Linked DNA regions of Homo sapiens: region 2 is linked to region 1. The links are chromatin loops, found by intact Hi-C in ENCODE. Cell type or tissue: endothelial cell of umbilical vein. All regions are shown on one strand. Each heading gives the region's core, and the rest is flanking DNA. Links, peaks and the distances in the headings are about the cores only. Region 1 holds the start of UST-AS2 (UST antisense RNA 2). Region 2 holds the start of RAET1G (retinoic acid early transcript 1G).

Evidence for each region. Hi-C counts contacts between places; a loop is a spot of excess contacts. Peaks named below come from ENCODE experiments on the same cell type or tissue, not always from the same donor. Only the 100,000 strongest peaks of a DNase experiment are listed, where the experiment ranks them.
Region 2: a loop joins it to region 1, with 5 times the contacts of the local background. A loop is called at or near these places in 4 of 110 quality-filtered maps.

What each region holds. Positions count from the first base shown.
Region 1 is chr6:149,020,461-149,032,811 of GRCh38, forward strand. It overlaps UST (uronyl 2-sulfotransferase), which reads left to right. Exons shown (of 8, transcript NM_005715.3): 7 at 864-1,021. It overlaps UST-AS2 (UST antisense RNA 2), which reads right to left and starts at 12,201. Exons shown (of 2, transcript NR_134599.1): 1 at 12,065-12,201; 2 at 6,769-7,320. In endothelial cell of umbilical vein, for the core only: CTCF peaks have their summits at 6,248 and 8,570 (motif pointing right); a DNase peak (open chromatin) is centred at 8,581.
Region 2 is chr6:149,918,664-149,935,365 of GRCh38, forward strand. It overlaps RAET1G (retinoic acid early transcript 1G), which reads right to left and starts at 4,458. Exons shown (of 5, transcript NM_001001788.4): 1 at 4,263-4,458; 2 at 890-1,153; 3 at 380-661. The coding sequence starts at 4,347. It overlaps RAET1E-AS1 (RAET1E antisense RNA 1), which reads left to right. Exons shown (of 2, transcript NR_045126.1): 2 at 524-845. LOC105378052 (a long non-coding RNA gene) reads left to right here and starts at 15,850. Exons shown (of 2, transcript NR_134598.1): 1 at 15,850-16,116. RefSeq lists enhancers at 6,654-7,189, 7,190-7,724 and a silencer at 7,655-7,734. In endothelial cell of umbilical vein, for the core only: CTCF peaks have their summits at 7,729 (motif pointing left) and 10,967 (motif pointing right); DNase peaks (open chromatin) are centred at 4,558 and 7,708; H3K4me3 peaks cover 2,036 bases; H3K27me3 peaks cover 1,107 bases.

The DNA of each region.
Region 1 (12,351 bases), core at 4,352-12,351:
TAAATCGTGTAGTATTTTTCAGATTTTTGAATTTTCTAATCTTGGAGAGGTGACTCATGACACCACACCTTGATACACACACAATGATTTTTATAACTCTTTCATCATATCACCTTGCACAGTCTTTACAACAATGCTTTGAACTAGGTAAGGGTGATTTTTACCATTTTTCAAAAGAGAACCCTGGCTTGCCCAATTCCCCCAAATGATAAATGACAGCCAGGCCTGGAGCCCCACTCCCGGGCTTTTCTCACTCGCCTTAGTGTCAGTTCAGAGAGCTGGCCTACAAATCAGCTCTCTGATTTTTACAAATTAGGCTGTTTTCCTTCTGCAATCTAGACAAACAAAATAAAACAAAACAAAAATCCAAAGATTCCTCTTTAACTCTTCCAAAGAATAAGATGATTAATAGGCATGACCTGACAGCTCTTTTGAGTTCTACATAAATACTATGTCGGTAAGTTTCATATTTCAAAACTCCTAAATTCATTTAATTGGTTCAGTTTGGTCCTCCTATTAAAAAACCATTCTACTCACCCCTTGATTAGTATTTGTTAGAACCTAACTGCTTGTGCCTGCATTCATTCGTCCACAATACTTAGGCAGGGCCTCTGAATTCAAGGCCCTGGGCTTGGCATGAAGCATGGATGAAAGTGACAGAGAAGGAATGGTGAGCAGGGCAGGACACCAGTTGGAAGGACTGGGAAGGCCCTGGATGGGGCTACATCTGGGCTGGTCCTTGAGGGAAACAGGATTTGGACTTATGCAAGTGAAGGTGGGAGGTAGAGGGGGTAAACTCTCAGCATCTTGCTGCATTTCAAATATGAATGTCTGATTTTAAATAAATTTTTATATCCATAAAGGGAGCCTGGTGAATGGGCCCTTGAGAGAGCAAAGCTGAACGTGAATGAAAACTTCCTGCTCGTGGGGATTCTTGAAGAGTTGGAAGATGTGCTGCTGTTACTGGAAAGATTTTTACCTCATTACTTCAAGGGCGTGCTCAGTATCTACAAAGACCCAGGTAACTTCATTTGTAAGCAAGCTCTTCTCCATGAGAGGTCTGTGTCCAGGGCTACTCACCTTGAAAAGGCCTCAGGAAATAAAGGAGTGAAATGATCTCTTCTGATGACAAAGGGCAGTTAGTTCCCTGGGCTTGCAAAGGAAAGTTAGAACCAGGAGCTGCAGATGCCAAAATCTTGAGCTTCATGTTCAGACATAAAAGCACCATGTTCCAAAGGCTTAATGGCTCCATTTCTCCCTATGGAAACTGAAATTGGCAACATTCTCCATCAGCCTTGTCTTGAGCATGTTGCTGGAAACTGAAACTGGCAACATTTTCCATCAGCCTTGTCTTGAGCATGTTGTTGGGGTGGGTACAAATGAATCCGTGTGTGTGCACCTGGACTCCATTGATGGAAACATGCGTGAGTATGAAAGAGCCATCCTTGTGATGAATTCTCTCTGGCCCAACTTCCATTTGATAAAAGCACTCTAGTGTATCAAATCCTGACAGTGGAATAGATAGAGCAGCAAATTGAAAATACAATTATGATTTTATCCTAACAAACCGAGTGGTCCCCAAATAGCAGCAAGAAATAGAATGTGGCAAAGCAATTACAAGGGCTGCCTGTGGTATCATCGTAAGTATAATTACTTTCAGAAATCCATCATTTATTTTTTCATTGTCATTTTATCCAAAGAGAAAGACAAACAACGTTGTTTGTTTTTTCCTATTCTCCTTAATCTACTGCTGTGACAACAAGCCTTGAATACACATTCAGTGATCTGTTTATTGTTCTGTTTTGTTGTCCTGAGATGGAAGAAGGCATTCTGCCCTGTAGAAATAAGCAGCAGATAGGCCCGGTGCGGTGGCTCATGCCTATAATCCCAGCATTTTGGGAGGCCGAGGCAGGTGGATCACCTGACGTCAGGAGTTCGAGACCAGCCTGGCCAACACGGAGAAACCCTGTCTCTACTAAAAATACAACAATTAGCCAGGTGTGTTGGTGGGAGCCTGTAATTCCAGCTACTCGGGAGGCTGAGGCAGGAGAATCGCTTGAACCTGGGAGGTGGAGGTTGCAGTGAGCCAAGATCGCGCCACTGCACTCCAGCCTAGGCGACAAGAGCGAAACTTCATCTCAAAAAAAAGAAAGAAAGAAAGAAGGAAGCAGCAGATGAAAGCTCCCCAAATGCAGTCTGCTGCCTCACATTCCACAGGGTTCCCGAACCCCACCTGCATCACTGGTAGGTCCCAAGGCCCAGGGAAACTGGTCTTTGCCCAGAGAGCCCTGGATCCCGTTGCACAAGGTCAAGGTGGCCCTACCACCATCAGGGACTTGCTGAAGGAAGGTGGATAGTTGGTGGAGGCTGCCTTAGCCTCCCAGCTCTCATTAGAGTTCAAATCCCATTTACCTGAGTGGGGTTGTGAAACTAGGATTTCCTTTGTCTTTTCAACAACAAGCCATTTAAAGAGTTTATAGAATTTTAATGTAAAGAGTTTGATGTGACTGATTTTTATTTCTAGAAGACAACATAAACTCCGTTCTTTGTGCAAGGAGAGGTCTTATCCTAAATTAGACTCCTTTGAAGAAGAAAGGTTTATGTTAATCATTTTCTCCTTTTGGCTTTATCTTGTTCTATGGTGTGTGTGTGTGTGTGTGTGTGTGTGTGTGTGTGTGTGTGTGTGTGTGGTGTGGTGTGGTGTGTGGTGTGTGTGTGTCTAATACACAGTCTGAGATAAAGGGCAAACTAAATCCTGGTGACACATAAGATGAACACTCTCCATAAAAGATATTATGGCTTCCAACTTTGTTACTGTCTGCTCAGTCATTTGCTCTGAGAGAGATCAGCTGCTATGGATGAAGAGAGGTTCACATAGTGAGGAACTGAGACCTCAGACCAAGAGCCACGTGTGTGAGCCATCTTGGGAGCAGCTACTATGACCCCAGTCAAGCCTTCAGATAACTGCAGCCCCAACCAACATGTTAATGGCTGTCTCATGAGAGATCCCAAGCCAGGACCACCCAACTAAGCTACCCCTGAATTTCTGACCCTCAGAGCCAGTGTACGAAATAAATGTATGTGTTTTTATTTTATTAATATTGTTTATTTTAATGAGCACTCTCTTGTCCCAGCATTTGGGAGGAGGAGCCAACGTGAGAGTCCTCTTCCAGTTACATCACCATCCATCCTGAGGTCTGGAACACACACCATTCACAGGATGCAAAACCCAGCACAGGGGTTGTGGACCTGAGAACCTAGATGAGGGTATTTTTATCTTCATGCTTTTGAATACAGATAAACCACCTATAAAAAGCTTAGCCCAGAGGACCCACTTAGTGGCTCTTGTCGTGGTATATCATATTGACTTCCTATTTTCTCCATTTAAATATGTGTCTTCTCAGAAATTATGGGCCTTTATTCCGTGATCTGAAAGTTCGTTAATTCAAGGAGAAAAGATTTCTGAAAACCAAGTTACTATTAACTCTTTTACCTTCAGCCATGATCTTTCCACCTATAAATTAAAGATTATTTTTCCCTCAGAGTTTGGCATAGTAAATATCTCAAAGAGAATAAAGGACATCTGGTTTTCCTGTGTAGTGGGATGAAAGGTTTCCATAAGCCAGGCCACTTGGCCAGTCCACGTGGTCCAGCTGGACTAGCGGTTAAAACAGTGAAACACTTCTATACGGCCTTCAGGGTGCACCTGCCAGCCTGGCTGCCCGTCCTTGTTACCCCCGCCTTTTCCAACAGTGATGTAACGGAAGGACTAATTCATGGCACAAGAGGGATCTTCAGGACCCCGGGCCAGTGTCACACTCAGTGACTGTTCTGAGTTCAGTTCTTGAGTGGAGCTGGTTGTCAAATACTTTAAATATCACCCTAGCATAACTCTCTCAGCTGCCACACATTATATGCCCAATAAAATGAACCTTTGAGTTGTTGCTTCAGTAACTTCTACTGTGTTTTGTGTTCTCTTGGGCATCTTCTTGTGATATGTTTCTATGGTAACATTGAAGACCAAGCTAGTCCACAGTTCCTCTATCCCAACAAGTTTCCGTGTCCCCTGAGGCAGAGGACAAGAGATCAACACACACTCCTGGCCAGTTTCTCAATATATTTTAGCCTCAGGGAAGACTTAGCACCCATATTGTTTTCTCATCACCACAACTGAGTTGGTGTCAAGTAGGTTAAAGAAAGAATAGCTGCAAGTTTCTAGTTACTTCACCATCTCATCTTTGTATTTTTAGTCTAAGTTCATGTCTTAGGGCATACTAAAATCATTACTCTTTCCCTTTATTGAAGAGTTTGATAACTGAGTAGATTAGAGAACAGAGAGAAGAAAAGCTAAAATCTAAGATACTGATTTAAGGGATCTAGTGACCCTTAACTCATTGTAGATTAACTAACCATCTGAAGAGCTGAATTAAGATGCAAAAACACCACTGGCCATTTTTCTTTGGTGTTTGTCCTGTTATTGAAAAACAAAAACAAAAAAAAAAATAGGAGTTTGCTGACTTCTGGTAACTCCTCTCTAGCAATACTAAAAATATGTATACCAGTCTCATTACAGAAGAAAAAACACTAATAGCAATGACTCTTTGGAGAGCTAGTAAAAATCGTAATGTCTGTTAGTCATATGGGTTGTCACTTATTTCAGATTGAAATGATATTCATTGATTCTTTCAAATCAATACTACCTGTCCCAATAACTCACCATTTAGACAGGTTAATAACCTTTCTCAATAACAGCGTAACTGTCTTTTCTTCTGTTCCTTTCTTGTAGAAATATATGCTGACATCAAGTAAATTTGTCTCCTACCAAAAATATTGGAGAAACTTAGCCTTTAGAACTTTTTTTAAACAGTCATTTTATGTTAATATTTGCATTTTATGGAGACAGAATAGAGTATCTCAGAAGCTTAGGATAGTAAGTACTTGAGATGAAATAAAAATTAGAGTTTTAGCAAGATGGATAACCAAGAGAATATGCTTGGTATTTCTTCCAGCCGGTGCGCAGCTGCTGATATTAGGACAAGTACTGTGGAGTGGGCATTCAGAAAACACTGCTCAATCCTGACCATGAGTTTGAATTAGGGAGCACCAAGGCCCCAGCAGGTTTACTCGGTAGAAGCAACCTCACTGGTTGAACATATACATAATTATTACATATGATCACATATGTCATCTTATACATAATTATTTTTTATTGATTAATCCTTATTATGTTTGTTTATTACTTATCACCTTTTAAAAATGAGAAACTGAGGCCAGGTATAGTGACTTGCACCTGTAATCCTACCATTTTGGGAAGCCAAGGCAGACAGATCACTTGAGGCTAGGAGTTTGAGACTAGCCTGAGCAACATAGCAAAAGCTCGTCTCTACTAAAAATACAAAAAAAAAAGTCCAGGCGTGGTGGCTCACACCTGTAATCCCAGCACTTTGGGAGGCCAAGGTGGGTGGATCACGAGGTCAGGAGTTCAAGACCAGCCTGGCCAACATAGTGAAACCCCATCTCTACTAAAAATACAAAAAATCAACTGGGCATGGTGGCAGGTGCCTGTAATCCCAGCTACTCTGGAGGCTGAGACAGGAGAATTGCTTGAACCTGGGAGGCAGAGGTTGCAGTGAGCAGAGATTGCACCACTGCACTCCAGCCTAGGTGACAGTGTGAGACTCCATCTAAAAAAAAAAAAAAAAAAAACAGGCCTGATGGCATGTGCCTGTGGTCCCAGCTACTGGGCAGGCTGAAGTGGGAGGATCACCTGAGCCTTGGGGAGGTCGAGGCTGCAGTGAGCTATGATGATCGCACCCATTGCACTCTAGCCTAGGTGACAGAGCAAGACCTTGTTTCAAAAATAAAATAAAAGTAAAAATGAGAAACTGAAGCCAGCCCAGAGAAGTTGAGAGAATGATCCATAGTCATCCACAAAAATGTGTAAGTAAGGGGCAAGACTCACATATTTCTGAGCAGTGAATATTAATGTATTTCTGAACACTTTTTCTCCTTAACTCTTAAAGACATGCTGTGAGCCATCAGTATTTTTCTAGTCATAATTTTTAGGAGCTAAAATCTCAGTGGTGGTAAGGGCCAAAATAAATAAGCACATGAAAGACAAGGAACATGTGAATATGTGTAATAGGAACAGTCATATGAGCATCCCTCTATAAACCCTTGACTTGGCAAATAACCGAGCTGTTCTGGTTCAATAGCGCCACCTAGCATCCAGACATAGAACTCTATGACCTAATATTAACCCATTACCTTCTCCCTTCCTAGCGACTTGAAAACTCATGTGTCCAATCCTTTTACTTTGTGTTTTAAATACTTTCCATGACTAGCACTACATTAGTATTCATTTTCAACACGTTTCCATTACAAATGTAAACACTGGAGCCACAGTAGGGAATTTACTAGACTTTTGTGGGCTGCCTTAAGAATATGGTCACCAACTATTACAAAGGAAAAATATGTAACAAATTCCAAACGAGTGACTTAAATCCTAACTTTGAGGATTTAAGTTCATTTATAAGCTAAGTGCTTTGTTTGGAATATTTATACTTAAATAGTTTTATAAACAATCACAGAGTACACATTTAAATATTATGCTTTTTTTTTTTACTATGCATGAATGATAAATTAGACCTCCCATTAGAAGGATGGTAGTGTGCTCACTGATTTCATTGACGTTGCAGTTTTCAATTTTGAGGATATTTGCTAGAAAATGATAACAAATATGTAGAAGAAAACTTTTAAATACTATGCTACAGAAATAATTCAAATTTTAATCCATCAATAAAAATATCAGCCTGAGTTCTATACTAAATAATAAAAGCTTGGCCTATTTATAATAAAGAACAGTTATTCTTTAAGGAAAGGACATTGAGTTGGGAGTTAGGAGGAACTTCTAGTTCTTTGTCTGCCATGGGTCTGCCCATATGACCAGGGGCAAATCCAGTTTTCAAGTGGATGGTCTTTAAGATCTTATTATTCTAATACCAGTGTATCATGTAGAATGTTTTAAGGCTGCTTGTTCTGTCTTTTGTTACTTAGCACAATTATGGGGTGCTTTTACCCCCTCAAAAATATTCCTAGGCAGTCCCCATTGCCTTAGTAATCCTCAAGTTTAGTTGTGGGGGTGGTCTCCACCTCTTCGTGTCCTCTAGGACAGGATGAAATCCTAGCTGGAGAGTTCCTCCTTCAGAATGTGTTCTTCCCTGGAGCTGCTGATGCTCAAGTGATCAAGACAGGGGTCCCAACTCCAACTCTCTGGTCACAATTTCCATCCCTCTCTCTTCATAACACACACACACACACCTGTGGAGAAGACAGTATGTCATAATGCAGTCAAATGCTCTACCACTGAGTTATCCCCCCATCTTTTTTTTTTTTTTTTTGAGACAGAGTTTCACTTTTGTTGTCCAGGCTGGAATGCAATGGCACGATCTCGGCTCACTGCAACCTCTGCCTCCTGGGTTCAGGCCATTCTCCTGCCTCAGCTTCCCAAGCAGCTGGGATTACAGGCTCCCACTACCATGCCCAGCTAATTTTTGTATTTTTGGTAGAGACGGGATTTCACCATGTTCATCAGGCTGGTCTTGAACTCCTGACCTCAGGTGAGCCACCTGCCTCGGCCTCCGAAAGTGCTGGGATTACTGGCGTGATCCACCGCGCCCGGCCTAGTATGTCATAATGATTAGAGCACAGGCTCTGAGATAGATAGCCCGCATGCTAGACCCCCTCCTCCACTTAACTGCATAACCAGAGGCAAGGTATAGCCCCTCTAAGCCTCAGTTTCCCCATCTGGATAAGATGCATAAATAATCTTATGTACTTCATAGGTTCTTGTGAGTCTTGCATGATCAATCCATGTAGAGTCCTTAGCCCAGCCTTACTATATGGTGAGTGTTCAGTAATTAGCCTGCCCACCAAGCCCATCACAGGAGAGACAGGGCTGTCCCTGAGAGAAACTGGACTGGAGGTTCTCTTTGTAACTTCTAGGTGAAAGAAAGAGGAAAAAATTGGAAGGAACAAATGAAGGAAATGATTATCCTTGACCTGTTTCACCAGTTACAGCTGATACATTACAAGGAAATCTCATGCCTTTAAGAAACAATATTTCTGTATTACTGACTTGGGCAGAGAGGAACGAACAATTATATTCCAGTCAATAGCCTGTTCCAGAAACAATTGCAAGGAATAAGTTAAGTGGAAATATTACTACAGTGACATGCTAAGGGGCTGGAAGACACACATAATCCAAGTTAATGAGGTTTTTATGCCTGAACTCTTACCAGAAATATTAGGGAGCTAAGACTTTTCACTAAATGAAACCCACTGTTGAGACGTTATTGGGGCCAACTACCCTTAACTTATGCTGAATATTGAATTTTGCTGACTGTTATATTCCATGTTATTTAATAGACATAGAATGATAATAGAGTTTTTTTAAGTAAGATTCCTAAGATTCAGCTCTTGAAAAACTGTTTTCCATGTGCAGAATTACGTACTTCAGAACACTAAATTAATGAATTAATAACCTTTGTCCAGCAGGTGGCGATGTCTCTCCATTTTCTCAAGAAAGTGCACTAGGTTCCCTAATAGACTTTGCTCTGCAGACGGGAGTTTACATAACGCTTGAACACAGATGTACAATTATGTCCAATTTGAGGCCTAAAAATGAGATTTTTGGATATGAAAAGGATTCCAAGTCCAATTGATTGCAGTAGTTCAAACTGCACTTTATGAAAGCCAGTGGAGACTAGGGGAAGAGGGTGGAGTTTTGCAATCAAATAAGTTTATGTGAGTTAAAAGTATATACATGTATATCTAAATTATATATAAAGTATATGTAATATATAATGTATATATTGTACGTTATATATTATATATAAATTATATGTAATATATAATGTATATATTGTATGTTATATATTATATATAAAATATATACATTATATTGTATACATTATATTATATTATATTATATATACATTATATATTATATATATAATGTATATATAATATATAATGTATATATTATATAGATACACCACTAACTCTGGCTTTAGTTTTAAAAACTAACATTTTAGAAAGCCTGAATTAAACAAATTCTCTCTTTCATTTTTAATTTCCATTTTTATTTTCCACTTCTATTGCTTCTGTGCTGCAGCAAAACTCAAAAATATTCTGGAAACTCCCAAGTATACAATGATGGTTAGGAGGAATTCAGATTAGCTATTTTTAGAAGGCAATTAAGTTGTTTTTAAAAACTCAGTTTTCATTGATGAAAACAGGACTCCAATTTGCTATTGGTTCATTTACCATCGATATTCTCTATAAAGATTTTTTTTTCACCAGCCATGTCCCAGGCTCAGATCCTAATAATGTCAGCACTGGATCTTGTGTGTGTGTGTGTGTGTGTGTGTGTGTGTGTGTGTGTGTGTGGTGTGTGCACCTACCCATGTTCAAACAACTAGACTCCTTATTATATAGCACTCATACATGATGCAATCATCTTAAGATCACAAAATCAGTAAGTTTCTAAGTCATAATTACTTGTATAACAATATGCAGTTATAAAACACTTTCATATAGATGATCTCATTTGATTCTTACACAAATCCCCTGAAGTTGAGGAAGACAATTTTTTTTTCTCATTTTCTAAACAAGGAAACCAAGGCTCAAAGAGGCTGAACAACTTGCTCACAGTCTCGCCAAGTCCTAAGGGACAGCACTGACATTCACGCTTCTGTCCCCAGGCCCATCACAAAACATAAATCTGTGATTCCTCTAAAACTCTTCTTTATATTTAATCATTAATTCAGAAGTTAGTGAGTACTAAGCATTCATAGTATGTATTGCCATTAAAGGCAAGAGCTTAAAAATAAAATCTAGGCTGGGCACTGTGGCTTATACCTGTAACCCCAGCACCTTGGGAGGCCAAGGCAGGAGGATCACTTGAGCCTAGGAATTCAAGACCAGCCTGAGCAACAGCAAGATCCTGTTTCTACCAAAAAAAAAAAATTAAAATTAAATATATAGTTTATCTCTGTCCAACGTATCTGTCTGTTCACTAAGAAACATGAGTTTAGGAATCATCATAGATGATTGTTTTTAAAAACTCAATTATCATTGATGAAAACAGGACTTCAATTTGCTATTGGTTCATTTACCATCGATATTCTCTATAAAGATTTTTTTTTTCAGCAGCCATGTCCCAGGCTCAGATCCTAATAATGTCAGCACTGGATCTTGTGTGTGTGTTACCTTAACACACACACAAGATGTGTTATCTTAAGCCAGTGTGTTATCTTAAGCCAGTACGAGGCAATACACACAGAAAAAAATAATTTTGAGAATAGATCTGTTTGACAACACCTGACGTCTTTCCAGTGGGGGTTGCGGGGACGTAGGGAATAGCAGTGCAAGGTCTTTAAGATAGTGTCTAAAAATCTAAGCTGGGCTGGGCATGCTGGCTCATGCCTGTAATCTCAACATTTTGTTAAGCCAAGGCAGGTGGATCACAAGGTCAGGAGTTCGAGACCAGCCTGGCCAACATGGTGAAACCCCATCTCTACTAAAAATACAAAAATTAGCCAGGCATGGCAACACATGCCTGTAATCCCAGCTACTCAGGAGGCTGAGGCAGGAGAATTGCCTGAACCCGGAAGGTGGAGGTTGCAGTGAGCTGAGATCGAGCCATTGCACTCTAGCCTGGGCCACAGAGCAAGACTCATCTCAAAAAAAAAAAAAAAAAAGTCTAAGCTGAAGGCATATAACTGGTTCAGCTGTAGCTACTGGGCAAATAGTTCATTAAAAATGAACACATAATGTAAACCCCTTTAACTTCTAAACACTTGTGATTTTTTTTAGTGAACATTTTTCTGAGGGGAACTGTATAACCACAGGCTGATAACATCATTCAGTTTACAGAAACATCACCAATTCACAAGAATTCAGCCTCTAGGCTTGTTTAATTTACTTTATGAAAGCTTAAATTGCAGCATAATATATGTGCGTTTGGCCTATTTCAACTATTACTCTTTGTTTTATTGGAAAACATGTTTTACTCTTGCTTACTGATTTGTTCTTGCGTTGGGATCATCTCTCCTCCAGGAGAAAGCATTTCCAATTTTATTATGAAAGATTAACAGGAAAATAGAACTTCCTTCACAGACATTGATGTTCTAGGAATAACTTTACAAAAATATTTCTCTTCTCTGAAAACTAATATTTAAATAGGTGTAATCTGAAACTACCAGAAAAATTCAACAAACACCTCCAGCAAATAAATAGCTGAGTGTCTGTGATGTCCCTTTCCTGGGGAAGGGCAGTATAAAGATGAAAATCTTGTCTAGCTGGAAGGCCGTCACTAACAGGGCTGGGGCGCATAACCCTGTGGAGACATTTGTGCCCGGCCTTAAAGGGTGCGTAGGAGTTTGCCAAGTGGACGTGGAAGGAGGCATTTTAATAAGAGGAAAATAACATGATTGGAAGCGTGGAGGTGAGAAAGCATAGAAGCACTCAGAGTGAGGAGAGCTGGGGCTTGGGCCAGCCCACGTCAGCCCCTGCCTGCGGACCCAGCCTCTTGGAGCCAGGCTCACTCACCCTGCCTTTAAGACGGCCCTACCAGAGGCAGGAGAAGGATCCGCAGCCTCAGCTTTCTGTGGCGCAACCTGGCACTGAGTCACTCATACCAATCTCAGCGCCAGTGGCCAAGCCGCTGCTGCCGGAGGGCCTGTGTCACCCTCCCCCCGTTTCCCTGCCCTCTTCCCATCCTACCACCACCCAAGCTCCCTGGCTTCCTAACAGTGTGGCAGGGATCCTCCCAGGCCCCCATCCTCCTCCAGCCTGAGTTCTTCCTCCCTGCTGTCTTCCCAGTCTTCCCCACTAAGATCCCACCACCCTTCAGACCCGGGCTCACACCAGCTCCTGCTGGCCCCATGTGCCTCGCACCGAATACAGGAGGTCGCACACTGCATCCCCAGACACCAAGTACTGCCCTGCTTGACCACCTATGTTCCCCTGGGCCCACCAGCATGGACTCTCCTTCTGTTACCAGTCACTGCCTGATCCAGGCATGAGCTGCCTGTGTCCCCCGACATCATCCTCCTGGCACCATCCTCTGCTCTTCCTGGCCTTCTTCACTGGGAGCCTTCGGGATCATCCCTCCAGATCAAGTTCTTCCAGCCCCACCTCCCTCCCACCCTGTGCACCCAGGGAAATTCATCTCTTCTGGGTCCCAACCTTGGCCTCGGGAGAGCCCCAGATGCCCCCCTCTGTGTCTACCCCAGTTACTCAGTGTGGTCAGACTTGGGGGTTGTACAGTTTTCTGTCTCATGATTC
Region 2 (16,702 bases), core at 3,279-11,278, 900 kb after region 1:
GTCACGAGGCTGGCCTTGGAGGAGGTTTTGATGGATTTCCAGAAACAGACCAGAGGAGGAAAGGAAAAGTGATTCTCAAGAGGGAACACTAAGGAGAAAGGCCTGAAAATAGTGACACCTGCAGTTTCGAGGCTGGTGAGAAATCCACAGTGTGGGGAACAGAAGCAAGTGCAGTGAGGAAGAGGAGTCAGGAGGGAGAAGGAAGAGGAGGGTGGGAGAGCACAGGCACGCCAGCACCCCCAGGAGGAGCACCCCACGAGGAGGTCATTTTAACATAAACGTGTACACTGGGATGATTGAAGCTGAACTCAAGAATTAGTTTCTTGAGATCCCCATTTCTGATCTCATTGGAGATCCCCATTTCTTTTTCTCCTGTTACCTCCTGCACTTGGCTCCAGGGTGCTGTCCATGCCCATCAAGAAGTCCTCAAGCCATCCTGTGCAGTCTCCCATTGAGATGTAATGGAAGGACATGGTCATATCCTTGTCATTCTCCCACTTTTCTTTCATCTTTCTGGCTCCAGGATGAACCGTTGTCCACATTCTGTTTTCTGAGTCAAAGAGGAGGAAGATCTGTCCATCGAAACTGAGCTGCCAAGATCCACTGCCGTGTCCTTCGGCTTTCTGCTCACAAGACATCCTGGCCTGCAGGGTGAGGGGTTCTGCCCCCATCAAAGAGAGATCAGCTCTGGCCTTGACAGATATTGAGCCCCCATCCTCTTCCACTTGCAATTTCCTGGTCTTACTTGCTCTGCCACATCCTGGCCTTGCCTCTAGACGTCTTGCGGGGTGAGATGACCTTCCTATTTGTATTTTTACATGAAAACTATAAATGCCTCTAACCTACCACTGTATCTGCTCCCTGCTGTCCTGGGCCATCTGAAACTTACCCTTGGGTATGTAATTCTCCAGCTGAATGTCAAGCAGTTGCTCTGTAAGTATGTCCACCACCTCTCTCAGTACTGGGTTCTGTGCTTTCCAGGCCGTTGTGACATTTAGTTTCTTCCCCAGGGGACTGACGGGTGTGACTGTCTTGCTGCCACAGTCATAGTGAAGAAAAGTCTTTTCATCCACCTGGCCTTGAACCGCACACCACCGTGGTCCAGGTCTGAACTTAGGGATGACGGTGATGTCATAGCAAAGAGAGTGAGGGTCTGTGGAGAAAGGCAGGTGAGGGGTGGGTGGGGAGGAAAAGACCCCTAGATACCCCTCCTCCACACTGTGACAATAAGAGGAAGCCTCTGGAGGGCTGGGCTGGCCCAGCAAGGAGTGCCTCCTCCAGAACTGTGGTGTCCACAAGATTAAGGCGAGTGCTCCCCACTTCCATGAGGGCAAAGAGGAGGAGGAGGTCCCTGCCTGCTGAGAAACCACATGTCCCCAGACATGTCCCACTGCCCCTCTGTCCACATCGGTCAACACAGGACCTTGCTAGAGAGGTGCCAGGAGTGCTAGAGGAGGAAGGGCCTGGATGACAGAGGATCTTCAGCAGTAGCCCACGTGGACTGTGGGAGGTGGGACAGGGTGTGGGAGCTGCACCTGAGGATACTGGTGCATGGTGGGACGGAGTGAGGATGGAACCCAGTTGGATAAAGAAGAGTTAATTATCATGGTCACAGGATTTAACACGTTGGCAAAGCCCCTGGTGGTGGTGCTCATCTACTATGAGGATGCCTTCCTGAAACCTTGGACAAAGGGATGGTCCACACAGCAAGAAATAGAAAAATCTGAAAATCTAAGGCAGGCAGTAGACGGAGGGATCACAGGCTCAGAGAAGTGCCCAGGCTGGAGGGGTCTGAGTGTGAAAATCCAGAACAATGTCCATCTGCTGTGCTCATGGGAAGCCTGGAGGACTCCTGTTTACCTGGCATATAAAGAAGGCCCCATGAGAAGGCACCAGAATGGGATGAAGCTCAGGGATGCCTATTGCTGAAGGCCAGGGTTGGGGGTAGGAGATGCTCTTCCTGAAATGGGCTCCCAGTAGTAATGGGATGAAAAATCCCGAAATAACAGATTCCAGGTGGAGGTTGTCAACTGTCAGGAACAAGGAGGGTGCAATGATGGAAATGATTAGAGAAGTCACAATGCCAGCTGGAGACCTCAGTCATACAAAGCTATGCCCATGGCTCATAGAACAAAGGGGTCCAAGATCCAGAAGAGATGGAAACCCAACCTGAATAGTGCTGGATTTAAATAATTACAAGAAACAGAGATAAAACAAATGATGGATGACCAGGAGGCTGAAAGTAGCCAGTCCTTCAAGAACAAGGCTGCTTTGCCTAATTTGCAGAATAAAGCCACTTCTCAGACCGTGAACCCATGACTAGAAGAAGACACCAGTTTCCAGTGAGGAAGGACCCTTTAACCCCGCAACAAGTGCAATGATTCTTTGTGGGCTTCTCCAAACGTATTTATGGCCACTAGAGTTTGCTATGAAGGGCAATTTTGTAAACATGTAAAGGTGTGCAGGGAATATATTCTCCATTGTAACTACTCAGCTCTGCTGTTGAAGCGCAAAGGCAGCCACAGGCAATCCATGAATGAGCGAGGCTGGACCTGCCTTAAGTGCCCAATGACCCAAGACCCCCTAAGATCCTAGAGGTGCATGTGGTTCCAATGTCTAATTGGAGAATCACAACATAGATTCCATGTGAATGTTCAGAGGCAAGGCAACGCCACTCACAGCAAGGAAATCTCAACATTAAAAAGTGTCTCCTGTAGAGTACTGGGCCTTGGCAGAGATGGGGCCTTTAGCCATGGAAGGGCCGTGACCATCCAGCCTCAGAGCTGCCCATTACGGGTGGGCTCCTCACCCTCTAGGTCATTAGGAAGAGAGGTCTGGCAGTGAGAAGACACAGGTGGTTCTCCTGGGATGGGCAGAAGTAGGGCCACAGGGAACCGGGAAGCTGCACAAGCAGTTGGCCCCGATTCCCAGGACACCACGTGGCTGCACCCCCTTACCCTCAGCTTACACCTCAGGTTTCAGGGAAGGTCACTGATGGCCCCCGTGGACCATAGATGCCACTCAGCAGCAAAGGAGGGGAGAGTAGACCCTGAACCATGGGACCCCCACTCCCATCACATCCACACCACCCAGAAGCCACAGGCAAGGTAGGACCACCTTCTACTCTCCAACTGACACCTGAGACACCACTTGGAGATGACACCATAGGGGATGGGGTACTATTTGCTGGTACACTGTAATCCCCTCATCTAGGGTCAGCAACCTAGGACAGGGTCCAAATCTGGTCCCCCCTATTTGAAGGTTGCCATTGCCTGCTGTTGCTCTGCAAAGGGACAGGACTGGACACTGAGACGGAGAACCCAAGGCCTGCAAAGATCACAGGGCATCCTTCCTCCCTTTCTAGAAAGGGTTTGCTGACCCCTGTCTACACACTGACTATTCTCTATGATGCTGGCGCCCCAGTAGGAAGAACAGGCAGGTCTGGGCCCCAAGGGCAGAAGTGGGTGCCTCTACTCACCAGAGTTCCCAGGGTCATCCTGGAGGAAATGGTGCTTCCCATCCCCCCTGCACAGGTTCTGTGGGGAGCTTGGGGTGTGTTTGCTGGGGTGTGTCCTCAGGCAAGAGGCAGAAGGTGTCACGTGGTGTAAGAGGTCGCGAGGGCCCCTTCATGGATGGGGAGACCTCTGGGGTGACCAGCTGGGCTGAGGTGGGGAGTAAGAGGATGTTACCTGGGTGGTGGCAGTGGATGGTGAGGGGAGGGTGGGAAGTGTCTGCTGAGCCGCTGGGTGCAGGTGAGTGTCTACAGGAAAGTGCAGGGAAAAATTCAAGGGCACGCAGCCCTGGGGGTGCTGGAAGGTTTGTGTGGTTGAGAGCGGGTGAGAACAGAGCAGGCTGGTGGCTGGTGGGAGTGTCTGTGATTGTGTCCCTGTGCAACCCCACTTCACCCCTGTCCTGACCCCAGCTCGGATTCTGGGGGCTCTGGTTTCTCCTTCCCGAGGGCGGGTGGGACTGCCGGGCTGCACTAGGGATCCCCGCTCCACGTCGCCCTCTGCAGCCCTCTGGCCCCTCCACTCTCCGGGGGTTCCTTTCCAGCCTCCTCTCTGACCAGCTCCTCCCCTCGGAGGATAAGTAGCCTCTGGGAACGGACCCGGCGGGAAGGAGACGCGGAGGGAAACTGAGCGGGGGCGCAGTCCGGGGTGATCGCACGGGTCCTTCCAGAAGCCTCCCCTCCTCTGAAGCCCACAGTCCACAGCCCCCCACGGTTGGCCTCCGCCCCGCTTAGGCTCCATCCCCGAACTCACCGGCCAGCCCGGTCCTGCACCAGCTGGACAGCAGGAGCAGAAGCGGGAGGCGTAGAAGGAACGCGGGGCTGGCGGCCGCTGCCATTGGGGAGTTGGATCGCAGGGGACAGCAGAAGCGAAGCCCAGCCCGTGGATCACCTGGCGGCTCGCAGGCTGTCTGAATGCAGCCCGTCTGAATGCAGCCCTAAACTCCAGTAAGCCCTAAACTCTAGCACTCCTTCTGCCCCGCCCCTCGGAGGAAACACACCCCCTTTGCTGAGCCGCTAGCCAATCAGGTGTCTCTCAGCCAAGTTGCTCATCCAAGTCTACCCCACTTTCTACTGCAGCGCTCGCGCACTTCCCCCTGCTTCAGCCAGTCAGACTTTGCTGGCTGCCTGCCCGGGACCAGTCCTGCCAAAGGCTTCTTTCCATGACCCCCTCATGTAATCATCACCGCAATTTTTTCATTTTGTATTAATCCAATGTGGATACCGATGCACAGAAAGGTGAAGAAAATGCACAGAAGTGTTCAGCCGCGACAGGGTCTCCCTGTCCTCGCCTGTACCTGCGACACCCGCCTTCCCTCTCCCTGCGTTGCAGAGTGCTCCCAACCCACCGTCCTGTGCGCAGATCCAAGCCCAGTCCCATCCCCGCGGCCTCATCCCAAATCCCGAGTGGACGTGGTTATAGCCTGGGCTAGGTTTGTTTGTTTGGTTGGTTGGTTTTTCTTTCTTTTCTTTTTTTTCTTCGTGACAGAGTCTCGCTCTGCCGCCCAGGCTGGAGTGCAGCGGCGCGATCTGGGTTCGCTGCAACCTCTGCCTCGCGAATTCAAACGATTCTCCTGCTTCAGCCTCCCAAGTAGCTGGGACCACAGGTGCGCGCCACCAAGCCCGGTTAAGTTTTGTATTTCAGTGGGGACGGGGTTTCACCATGTTGCCCAGGCTGGCTTTGGACTCCTGGGCTCAAGTGATCGGCCCGACACGGCCTCTCAAAGTGCTGAGATCACAAGGGTGAGCCACCACGCCTGGCCCGGGGCTAGATTTTATTACAGAAGCACCAGGTCTTCAGAAGCTTCAAAGAAGATATTGTACACTAAACAATTGGTTAAGATAGTAAATTTTATGTTCTACTTTTTTACCAAAATTAAACAGCTTTAAAAATTATCTTAAAAATATGTGTCTTGCTGGGATCTGCCCAATTCGGATTGGCAAAAAGACTCTGCTCATTAAAATCTTTGCATTTTAATGCAAAGCATTGAAAACCTTGTCTCTAAAATCACAACCTGTGAGGCACCTTGCTGATTTAGAAAGCACATCAGAGAGATTGACCCTGAGCTCCCCTTAGAACAGTGCCCCACCAGGTGTGGGGATGGCCCAGGGGACTCAGCAGAGCAGGTTCAAATGAAAGCTCCCCATAGCTACTAACTGCCAGCGCTTGCTTTGGGCCTGTTCCCCCTGGGCAAGGACCAGCCATCCTTCCAAGCCGCGCACAAATACCCCCTCCCATGTGTGTCCCTCATCTTCCCACATGAAGGAACACCCTCCTGCTCCCTGAGGCCTGGATCCACAGTGATGGAGCGTATCCGGATCTCCCTGTGTGACAAATGCTCACACATTTCTTTGCTTCTCTACTAGAAGCATGAGGTCTTTGAGACTATACTAGATCTGTGTACAGCTTTTGAGGGAAAAAAGCCCTAGTGGCCTACTGTTGCTCAATTGGAATGTGATCAATTGTGTTTCCCATGGGAGCAGGAGGCAAGGGAGGGGTCTGTGCGTGCGTGGAGCTCACTTTGCAGTACACCCATCTGTGGCCAACCATTGATGCCTGGATCCATGGCTGCACCCACACCTCTGCTCAGTCCCTGGACGGTCCCTGCGGCCATCCTCAAAAGGAAACCCCAATTGTATCCTTGTCTTAATTATCATGAGGGCATCTGGAAGTGGTGGCAGAAGCCAGAGACAGGTGAGGGTCCCAGTGGTTCCTGGCAGCTGTGAAGGGCTTAGCTTAGGGTGAGGACTGGACAGAGCCCCTGGGTCCCATTCTGCCCCCAGCCACTCAGGCAATATCCTCTTTTCCCCTTCTCTCTCAGCCTCTTCTCACCCTAGGGCTGTACCCAAAGCTCTGAATGAGACTGTCCCTGCCCCGCCCCATCCACTCCTGGTCCAGCTCAGCAGTGACCTTGGAACTCCAGGAGCAGCTCAGTACCCCTGTCTCCGAGTCAGCTCTGCTCCAGGCAGGGCCAGAATCTGGAGTGTGCAGGAGGCCGGATGGCAGGGGCATTGCCCCAGGACTGAGCCGTATTCTGAGGGTTCCCAGAGACCTGACCTCCTACTTGTATACAGTCTTTTCAGTCAGCGTCTGCCTTAAAGGCTGTGACCCAGGCACCTTCCCTGGGAATTAACTCCAGCATTGTCCTCTGGGTCGACACAGTCCTTGGCAGCCTCTCCTTCCTGGGGTTACACCCAGTTCCTCTGCTCTTCTCCAGTGGATGGAATCTCCTTCTCCTTGACACACAGCATCTGGAGCCACCAATCTGCTGCCCCACTCAAATGTGAGGACCGCACATGCCTGAGCTCCTGCTGTCTGCACACCACGCACCGTGGGGGTTCCTTATGACCAGAGACACAGTCTGAAACAGACCTGAATTTGCTAAACCCTCTAGAGCTCGACAGGACCTAAGCCTTGATATGGTTCTGTGTGCTCCTCCCAGGGCGCCCGCTGTCCCCGAGCTCCGGGCCTGAGTGCTGGCTGGCGGAGACCCACAGTGGGTGCCCCGCTCCCGGACGATGCCCCTGGGCTTCCAGATCCAGAGCCTCGGGACGAAACTGTTTCAGGAAGACCCGGAAGGACTCGCCGGTCGCGGCAAGGGACAGGCGGTTCCTGAGACAGGAGGAGCCAGGAAATGCGGGGCCTGGTGGGGTGAGGAGCACGGGGTTCCTCCTTCATCCTCGCGGGGACTTTGCCACCGGCTCAGTGTGGAGGCCTCACCGTCCCGCCCGGATCCGTGGGGCTCCGACAGTGTGGCCCCTGCGAGGACCCCCCCCATCCTCCTCGCCCTGGGGCTGCTGCGGGAGGGCGCCCGGGCAGCACTAGGTCCTGAGTGTCCAGGGTCCGGCAGGGGCTTCCCGTTGTCGCCTCCCTGACCCCGCCGCTTGCGGTCCAGGGCTGCTGGTTTCTCCGCTGGTCTGGGAGGCCCTAGCATGGACGTCGTGAGGCGGAGAAAACCTTGGGATGGGTGGAAAAGAAGGATTGGAGGGAGGGCGGCAGAAAGGGAGAGGAAGGAAACAGGGCCGGAGAACAATGAGAAACCCCCACCACGAAAATGGGGAGAGGGGGACACGCGCACAGCCCCCACACTCCACCGACTCTCCGTCTCCTGCTCTCTGCCCAGTAAGGAACACAGGCCCCACCCCCTCCACCCTCACTGTGTTTGGGATCAGCCATTTCAGCGGGGTGAGGCGTCCCCTTGTGGGTGCGATTGGCATTTCCCTGAGGGCTGTGAACACTGAACACCTTTTCCTGGGCTCACTGCGATTTGCATTCTTCTTCTGATGCCAGCGGGCAAGGGGAGGTCCCCAAACGCCGGTGGGACCTCGACTCCAGCCAGTGTCCAGATTCTTGATATTGCCGGGGAAATTAATTCAAGGACCAGTAGGAAATAGAGAAAGGACGGAGATTTATTGTAAAAGGCAAAGTACACAGTCAAGTAAAGGGAGTGCAGGGGAACTCGAGAGAGAAGCAGGTGCAAGTTTGGGGCTGCCACCTTTCTGGGTTTCTTTAACCAAGGAGTGGAATATTCATGAAAATTCCTGGAAGAAGGTAGAGATTTCTCAGAACTGTGGTGCCCCGCATTTTTACACTAAATATAAGTGTTCTCAGAACTGCTCAGGAGCTGGCTGGTGTGTGTTTAGTATGTTAATCAGCATGTAATGAGGTCCTAGGTGAAACCTAGGTCAAATGCAGGGCCTTGTTGGGTCCAGTCATTCTTAGCCAGCTTGGTCCACATGCTGTTTTTCAGCATCTTATCAGCCCAGAGCCTCTGCACATATTTCAACAGATTCCTTTTGCTAGTCACCTGAAACTGCTGCCCAAAATTTTCTATTCTTTTGAGACCACCGTGTAGTATACCTGTCTTACTTTGGAGAAATGTCTATTCAAATTCCTTGCATATATTTAAATTGGGTTATTTCACTTTATAATGTTGAGTTGCAACATTATATATTATATATAATATATAATTGCAATTATATTTTGTTGCAATATTATATATTCAGAATACCAGTCCCTTACCTGATATATGATTTTTATTTTATTTTTTAAAATTTATTTATTTATTTATTTTTTAATTTTTAAATAATTTTTAAAAATTATACTTTAAGTTCTAGGGTACATGTGCACAACGTGCAGGTTTGTTACGTAGGTATACTTGTGCCATGTTCGGTTGCTGCACCCATCAACTCGTCATTTACATTAGGTATTTCTCCTAATGCTATCCCTCCCCCAGCCCCTCACCTCCCAATAGGGCCCAGTGTGTGATGTTCCCCGCCCTGTGTCCATGTGTTCTCATTGTTCAACTCCCACCTATGAGTGAGAACATGTGGTGTTTGGTTTTCTGTCCTTGTGATAGTTTGCTTAGAATGATCGTTTCCAGCTTAATCCATGTCCCTGCAAAGGACATGAACTCATCCTTTTTTATGGCTGCATAGTAGTCTGTGTTGTATATGTGCCACATTTTCTTAATCCAGTCTATCATTGATGGACAACTCTTTGCTATTGTGAATAGTGCCACAATAAACATATATGTGCATGTGTCTTTACAGTAGCATGATTTATAATCCTTTGGGTATATACCCAGTAATGGGATTGCTGGGTCAAATGGTATTTCTAATTCTAGATCCTTGAGGAATCACCACACTGTCTTCCACAATGGTTTAACTAATTTACACTCCCACCAACAGTGTGAAAGCGTTCCTCTTTCTCCACATCCTCTCCAGCATCTGTTGTTTCCTGACTTTTTAATGATTACCATTCTAACTGGTGTGAGATGGTATCTCATTGCGGTTTTCATATGCATTTCTCTGATGGCCAGTGATGATGACCATTTTTTCGTATGTCTGTTGGCGGCATAAATGTCTTCTTTTGAGAAGTGTCTGTTCATATCCTTTGCCCACTTTTTGATGGGGTTGTTTTTTTTTTCTTGTAAATTTGTTTAAGTTCTCTGTAGATTCTGGATGTTAGCCCTTTGTCAGATGGGTAGATTGCAAAGATTTTCTCCTATTCTGTAGGTTGCCTGTTCACTCTGATGATAGTTTCTTTTGCTGTGCAGAAGCTCTTCAGTTTAATCAGATCCCATTTGTGTACTTTGCCTTTTACTGCCATTGCTTTTAGTGTTTTAGTCATGAAGTCTTTGCCCATGCCTATGTCCTGAATGGTATTGCCTAGGTTTTCTTCTAGGGTTTTTATGGTGTTAGGTCTAACATTTAAGTCTTTAATCCATCTTGAGTTAATTTTTGTATAAGGTATAAGGAAGGGATCCAGTTTCAGCTTTCTACCTATGACCAGCCAGTTTTCTCAGCACCATTTATTAAATAGGGAATCCTTTCCCCATTGCTTGTTTTTGTCAGATCAAAGACCAGATGGTTGTAGTTGTGTAGTGTTATTTCTGAGGCCCCTGTTCTGTTCCATTGGTCTATATATCTGTTTTGGTACCAGTACCATGCTGTTTGGTTACTGTAGCCTTGTAGTATAGTTTGAAGTCAGGTAGAGTGATGCCTCCAGCTTTGTTCTTTTGGCTTAGGATTGTCTTGGCTCTGCAGGCTTTCTTTTGGTTCCATATGAAGTTTAAAGTAGTTTTTCCAATTCTGTGAAGAAAGTCAGTGGTAGCTTGATGGGGATAGCATTGAATCTATAAATTACCTTGGGGAGTATGGCCATTTTCACAATTTCCTATCTATGAGTATGGAATGTTCTTCCATTTGTTTGTGTCCTCTTTTATTTAGTTGAGCAGTGGTTCATAGTTCTCCTTGAAGAGGTCCTTCACATCCCTTGTAAGTTGGATTCCTAGGTATTTTATTCTGTTTGTAGCAATTGTGAATGGGAGTTCACTCATGATTTGGCTCTCTGTTTGTCTATTATTGGTGTAAAGGAATGCTTGTGATTTTTGCATGTTTATTTTGTATCCTGAGACTTTGCTGAAGTTGCTTGTCAACTTTCCGCCAACAACCACACAGTCTGCTCCCACACACTCTCTACCACACAAGCCCTCCAGCACCCCCAGGGTTCTCTGCCCTTGATCTTTCCCCTGCACTTTGCTGCAGACACTCACCTGCACCCAGGGGCTCACCAGACATTTTTCACCCCTCTCCTCACCATTCACTGCCACCACCCAAGTCACATCCTTTAGTTCCCCATCTCAGCCTGGCACTTTTACCCACACAAACCTCACTCACCTCTCCATCCATGAAGGGTCCTCACCACTTTCTCCAGCAACCAGGGGGACCCAGGACCCACTTACCAGGAATCCAGAGTCTTTTTCAGACCCACAGAGGATGATTCTTCTGTGTAGCACTAGGTGAGCCTGACATAATTTAAGTGGTGGTTGGAGGCTGAGGGAACGGCTGAATGAATGAGAGTTGTGGGAGTGAATGGGCTCAGAAGAAAACCCCAGGTGCAGAAGGGGAGCTGCAGTGGATGCTGTAGCCCCCAGAGGCCTGAAGGTGGCGGTACCGTGGTTGGAGACCTCCAGGCTGGGCAGAATTTGGAAATATGTGTAGTCACCTGGGTGCCCACAGAGTTTTTCCAAAGAGGAGAAATTTTGGCTTACAACAGGTATAGAGCTCCATCAGCATAGAATCTTTTAATAAACTTGTTGATCACAGGACAGGAAATTGCTGTCTTCAGCCCATTTGATTGAGACCAGAGTGTACTCAGGACAGAAAAATCCTAACCAGAGCCATTGGCAAGTGAAGGAAAGAAAAGGCGTTCAAATAGGAAAAGAAAAAGTCAAACATGTCTCTTTGCCAGTGATGTGATTCCATACATAGTAAACCCTAAAGACCCTGTCGGAAGGCTCCTGGAACTGACATATCAATTCAGTAAAGTTTCAGGATACAAAATCAATGTACACAATCAAGAGCATTCTTATACACCAATAATATTCTAGCTGAGAATGAAAGCAAGAACACAATCGCATTTACAAAACCAACAAAGAAAAGTAAATGCCTAATAGTTAATCTAACCAAAGAGATGAAAGATCTTTCCAAGAAAACTACAAAACGTGGCTGAAAAAAAATCAGAGACAACACAAATAAGTGGAAAAAATATTTCATGCTCATGGGTTGGGAGAATCGATATAGGCAAAATGGCAATACTTCCAAAAGCAATTTATAGATCCAACGCTATCCCTATCAAAATACCAATGTCATTTTTCACAGAAAAATCTAACCTAAAAATTATTGGGAATTTAAAAAGAGCCCAAATAGCCAAAACAATCATAAGCAAAAAGAACAAAGCCAGAGACATCACATTGCCCGACTTCAAACTATAATATAAGGCTACAGTGATCAAAACAGAATGGTACTGGTACAAAAATAGACACTTAGATCAGTGGAACAGAATAGAGAACTCAGAAAGAAACCTTCACACCTACAGCCATCTAACCTTCAACAAAATCAACAAAAATAAGCAATGGGGAAAGACTCCCCATTCAACAAATGGTACTGGGATATCCATGTGCAGAAGAATGAAACTGAACCTCTACATTTCACCATATATGTAAAATAACTTGATATGGATTAAAGATTTAAATGTAAGTCCTAAAACTATAAAAATTCTGGAAAATAACCTAGGAAATACCACTCTGGACGTAGGGCCTGGCGAAGATTTCATGATGAAGACAGCCAAAGCAATTGCAACCAAAACTGAAAATTGCCAAATGGGACTTCATTAAACTGAAGAGCTTCTGCACAGCAAAAGAAACTAGGAACACAGTCAACAGTCTATAAAATGGGAGAAATGTCTGCAAACTATGCATCTGACAAGCGTCGAATATGCACAATCTACAAGGAAATTAAACAATTAAACAAGCAAGAACAAAAAACCCAGTTAAAAAATAAGCAAAGAACGTGAACAGACACTTTTCAAAAGAAGACCTACAAGTGGCCAAGAAACATGAAATAATGCTCAATATGAGCAATCATCAGAGAAATGCAGATCAAAACCACAGTGAGGTACCATCCCATACCCATCAAAATGGCTATCCTTAAAATTTCAAAAAAACCACAGATATTGGTGAGGCTGAGAAGAAAAGGGAACACTTAGACACTTTTGCTGAAAAGGCAAAGTAGTACTAGTTCAGCCACTATGGAAAGCAGTTTGGAGATTTCTCAAAGAACCAAAAATAGAACTACCATTTGACCCAGCAATTCCACTGCTGGGGATATACTTAAAGGAGAATAATTTATTCAGTCCAATAGGCCCGTATGTTCATTGCAGTGCTATTCTCACTAGCAAGGACACAGAATCAATCTAAGTGCCCAGGAGCAGTGGACTGAATGAAGAAAACCTGGTACATATGGACCATGGAAATCCATGCAGCCATGAAACACAACAAAGTCAAGTTCTTTTCAGCAACATGGTTGGAATTGGAGGCCATTATCCTAGGTGACCTAACACAAGAACAGGCAACTGCACACCGCAGGTTCCCGTTTATAAGTGGGAGCTAAACATTAAATACACATGAATGTAAAGATGGGAACCACAGACACTGGAGATCACTAGACAGGGGAGTGGGGAGGGGCACGTGGGCTGAAGAACCACCCACTGGGTATGATGCTTACTGTCTGGGATTATTGGGACCCCAAGCCGCAGCCTCCCACAATTGACCCATGTAACAAACCTGCACGTGTACTCTTTATAATAAAAGTTGAAAATAAAAATGAATAAATATGATGGCGAGGATGTGGAGAAATAAGAGCTCTTCTACACTGTTGGTGGGAGTGTAAATTAGTTCAACCATTGTGGAAGACAGTGTGGTGATTCGTCAAGAATCTAGAACGAGTAATACCGTTTGACACAGCAATCCCATTACTGGGTGTATACCCAAAGGATCATAAATCATTCTACTATAAAAACACATACACAGGTATGTTTATTGCAGCACTATTTACAATAGCAAAGACTTGGAACCAACCTGAATGGCTATCAATAATAGACCAGATAAAGAAAACGTGGCACATATATACCAGGCAATAGTATGCAGCCATAAAAAAGAATGAATTCAGGCCGGGCGCGGTGGCTCACGCCTGTACTACCAGCACTTTGGGAGGCCAAGGCGGGCAGATCACGAGGTCAGGAGATCAAGACAATCCTGGATAACACGGCAAAACCCCGTCTCTACTAAAAATACAAAAAATAGACGGGTTTGGTGGCAGGCACCTATAGTCCCAGTTACTCGGGAGGCTGAGGCAGGAGAATGGCGTGAACCTAGGAGGCAGAACTTGCAGTGAGCCGAGATTGCGCCACTGCATTCCAGCCTGGGTGACAGAGTGGTGAGACTCCATCTCAAAAAAAAAAAAAAAAAAAAAAAAAAGAATGAGTTCATGTCCTTTGCAGGGACATGAATGAAGCTGGAAACCATCATTCTCAGCAAACTAACACAGGAACAGAAAACCGAATGTTCTCACTCATAAGCGGGAGTTGACCAATGAGAACACATGGACACAGGGAGGAGAACATCACACACCGGGGCCTGTCAGGGGGTTGGGGGCAAGGGGAGAGAGAGCATTAGGACAAATACCTAATGCATGTGGGGCTTAAAACCTAGGTGATGGATTGATAGGTGCAGTAAACCACCATGGCAGATGTATACCTATGTAACAAACCTGCGCATTCTGCACATGTATCCAATAACTTAAAGTAAAATTTAAAAATAAAAATGAATAAACAAATTGACACGAGGCAAAAAAAAGTGGGTTTAACTGACACAGGCAAGAGAGAACTCTGCACTATAAACTCTAACCCTGCCCTAGAAAAATAAACTCTAGTCATTTAAAATAATTATAAGGTGTATGATCATAATTTTATAAAAATTGAAGATGATTCTACTAAAACCCTAACATTAAACTGTGCATAATGGAATTTCAGATGATTTCCACCTTGTTCTTTATTCCTTTTTTGTTCCATTTTCAAGTGACCTTTTTTGTTTATCCTCAGGAACTCATTGCTCCCAGCTGTCCCCTTCTGTACCCACCCTCTCCTTTTCCAGGGTCCGCCCCAGCCCTTCCTCTGACCTGAAACTATGGCTTCCTTGGCACTGAAGGCACAGGAGCTGCATTCAGCCTCGGGAGAGAGTAGGACAAGGGCAGGTAGTGGAGGTGGTCTTGGCGCAAACGAATCTAACAGCGCCCAGTCTCCATTGCAGATGGCTGCATTTCTCCACATGTTATCTACAAGCAAACCAAACTTACCCCTTTCCTGATTGGTTTCTCACTCTGCCCAACTCCTACTTGAAAATTCATATTCTTCCACCTAACATTTCTTTCTACTTCTTGTCTTCACAATATATTCTGATTTATTGTGCCCAGGAAACACTGGTCTACACCACATCCTAAGTTACCATCTAAAGTGTAGTGAACAAATGGACAGGAAAGAGGCCGCTGCCCCACTCACTGCCTCTCATTTATTCACTCACAGGGTAAGTACAGCCTCAGAACCAACAGTGAGCTGTGCTGTGGATACTTCTCTGAGGAAAACAGACAAAATCCGTGCTCCAGTGGGGACAGCAGGTGAACGTAATGAGCAGGTGCATTGCATCAGGTGTAGGAAAGTGACAGATGATTCAGGTGGTGGGGAGCAAGGTAATGGAGAGGAAGAGTGGGAAGGGAGTCTCCAGGTCCTCAACAGGCTAAACAGGAAGGACTCCCAAAAAAGTAACATGTGTGTCCTGGCTTCATGCCTTCCTGCAGGAGGCAGAGCCCATGAAATGTACTGGAGTGGTCCAGGGAAAATCCAGAAGGTGCCTTTGTAACATTTTCAAGACAACCCTATAAAAAAAGAGTACCCAAGAATGTATTCGTTAAGTAGTCAGGAGCAAACAATAAATATTTATGACCTAGCAATTTTATTGCCATTTAAGAAAATATTTCACATAAATTGAAAAAGTAGTATGTTTATTTCTTTCTTAAATAAGCACAAATGTTTACTAATGGACATGTGTACCTACTGGGCACTGAACAACTTCTCAAACTTTGGAAGCAGATTGGACACAGCCACCCTGATTTCCTATTTCATACCTATTTTTGCAGGGATTCTTGGTTTTTTATCACAGCAACTGTTGAAATCACAGATTGTAAAACTACAATGTCATCTAAAGCAATGGTGCATAGTCTGATGTTGAAACTATAAAATACTTTGGATCAGTACTTCCTGCGGTGTCCAGCAGATGGCACCACTAATCTTTCAAATATTTCAATAAGCCCAGAGGGTTTGCTCACAGTGAGTTTGTGACATCATGGCGGATGAGACAATTGTGACATCATGGTGGATGAGACAATTGTGACATCATGGTGGATGAGAGATCAATAAAGAGTTTATTTCAGGGGATTGGGGCAGTTCCTCTCACCCTGCAGATCAAGATGCCCTGAGGGCAAAGAGCAGAGGGGTGCTCTCTGGTGGCCCAGCAGTTCTGCCCCAGGGGAGAGGTTTCTCTTTTACTACCGCGAAAACCCACAGGACGCTGCTTCATCCCAGAGCCAAGGATACCAGGAAGGAAGGTCAGAGTGAGGAGGTGTCTGAGTGTTTCAGATCACACAGTGACATACTGCTTGATGGCTTCAGAAATCCTTCATGAGCTGGGAGACAGCCCCAGAGGTGACAGGTGAGTGGGTGGGATGGGACAGACACAAGAACTCTCGAGATGACACCCACTTTCTCCCGTGTGTTTATGTATGTCTGTGTGTGCACGTGCGTGTGTGTGTGTGTCTGTATTTGTGCATGAACGTTTGTATGTTTGTATGTGTGTGTCTGTGTGCCTGTGTGTGTGCATATGTGTGTGTGCCTGTGTAGTGTGTGTGTGAGACTGTGCATGCGACTGTGTGTGTTTGTGTGAGACTATGCATGCATGTCTCTCTGTGTGTGTGAGACCACATGTGCATATCTCTATGTGTGTGTCTGTGTGTGTGTGGGAGTGTATGCTATATGTATATGTATGAATGGTGACTTGATTTCCTGTGAAGGGAGACAGGGACCCCAGGACAGGTTCCTGCCCACCCCTCCTTCCCTACCTTCCTTCCAGATATTCCCTCCTCCCTGTGGAAAGAGTCTACCCCAGTAACTAAGGGTTCATTACTGCAGACTTCTCATAGCTCCCCAAAGTTCTATGATATTTGCACCCCAGGCCTCCTCCTCATGCTTGTCCCTCTGCTGGGTGCCCTGTCTTCTCCTCCCACCTGGCCACACTGTAT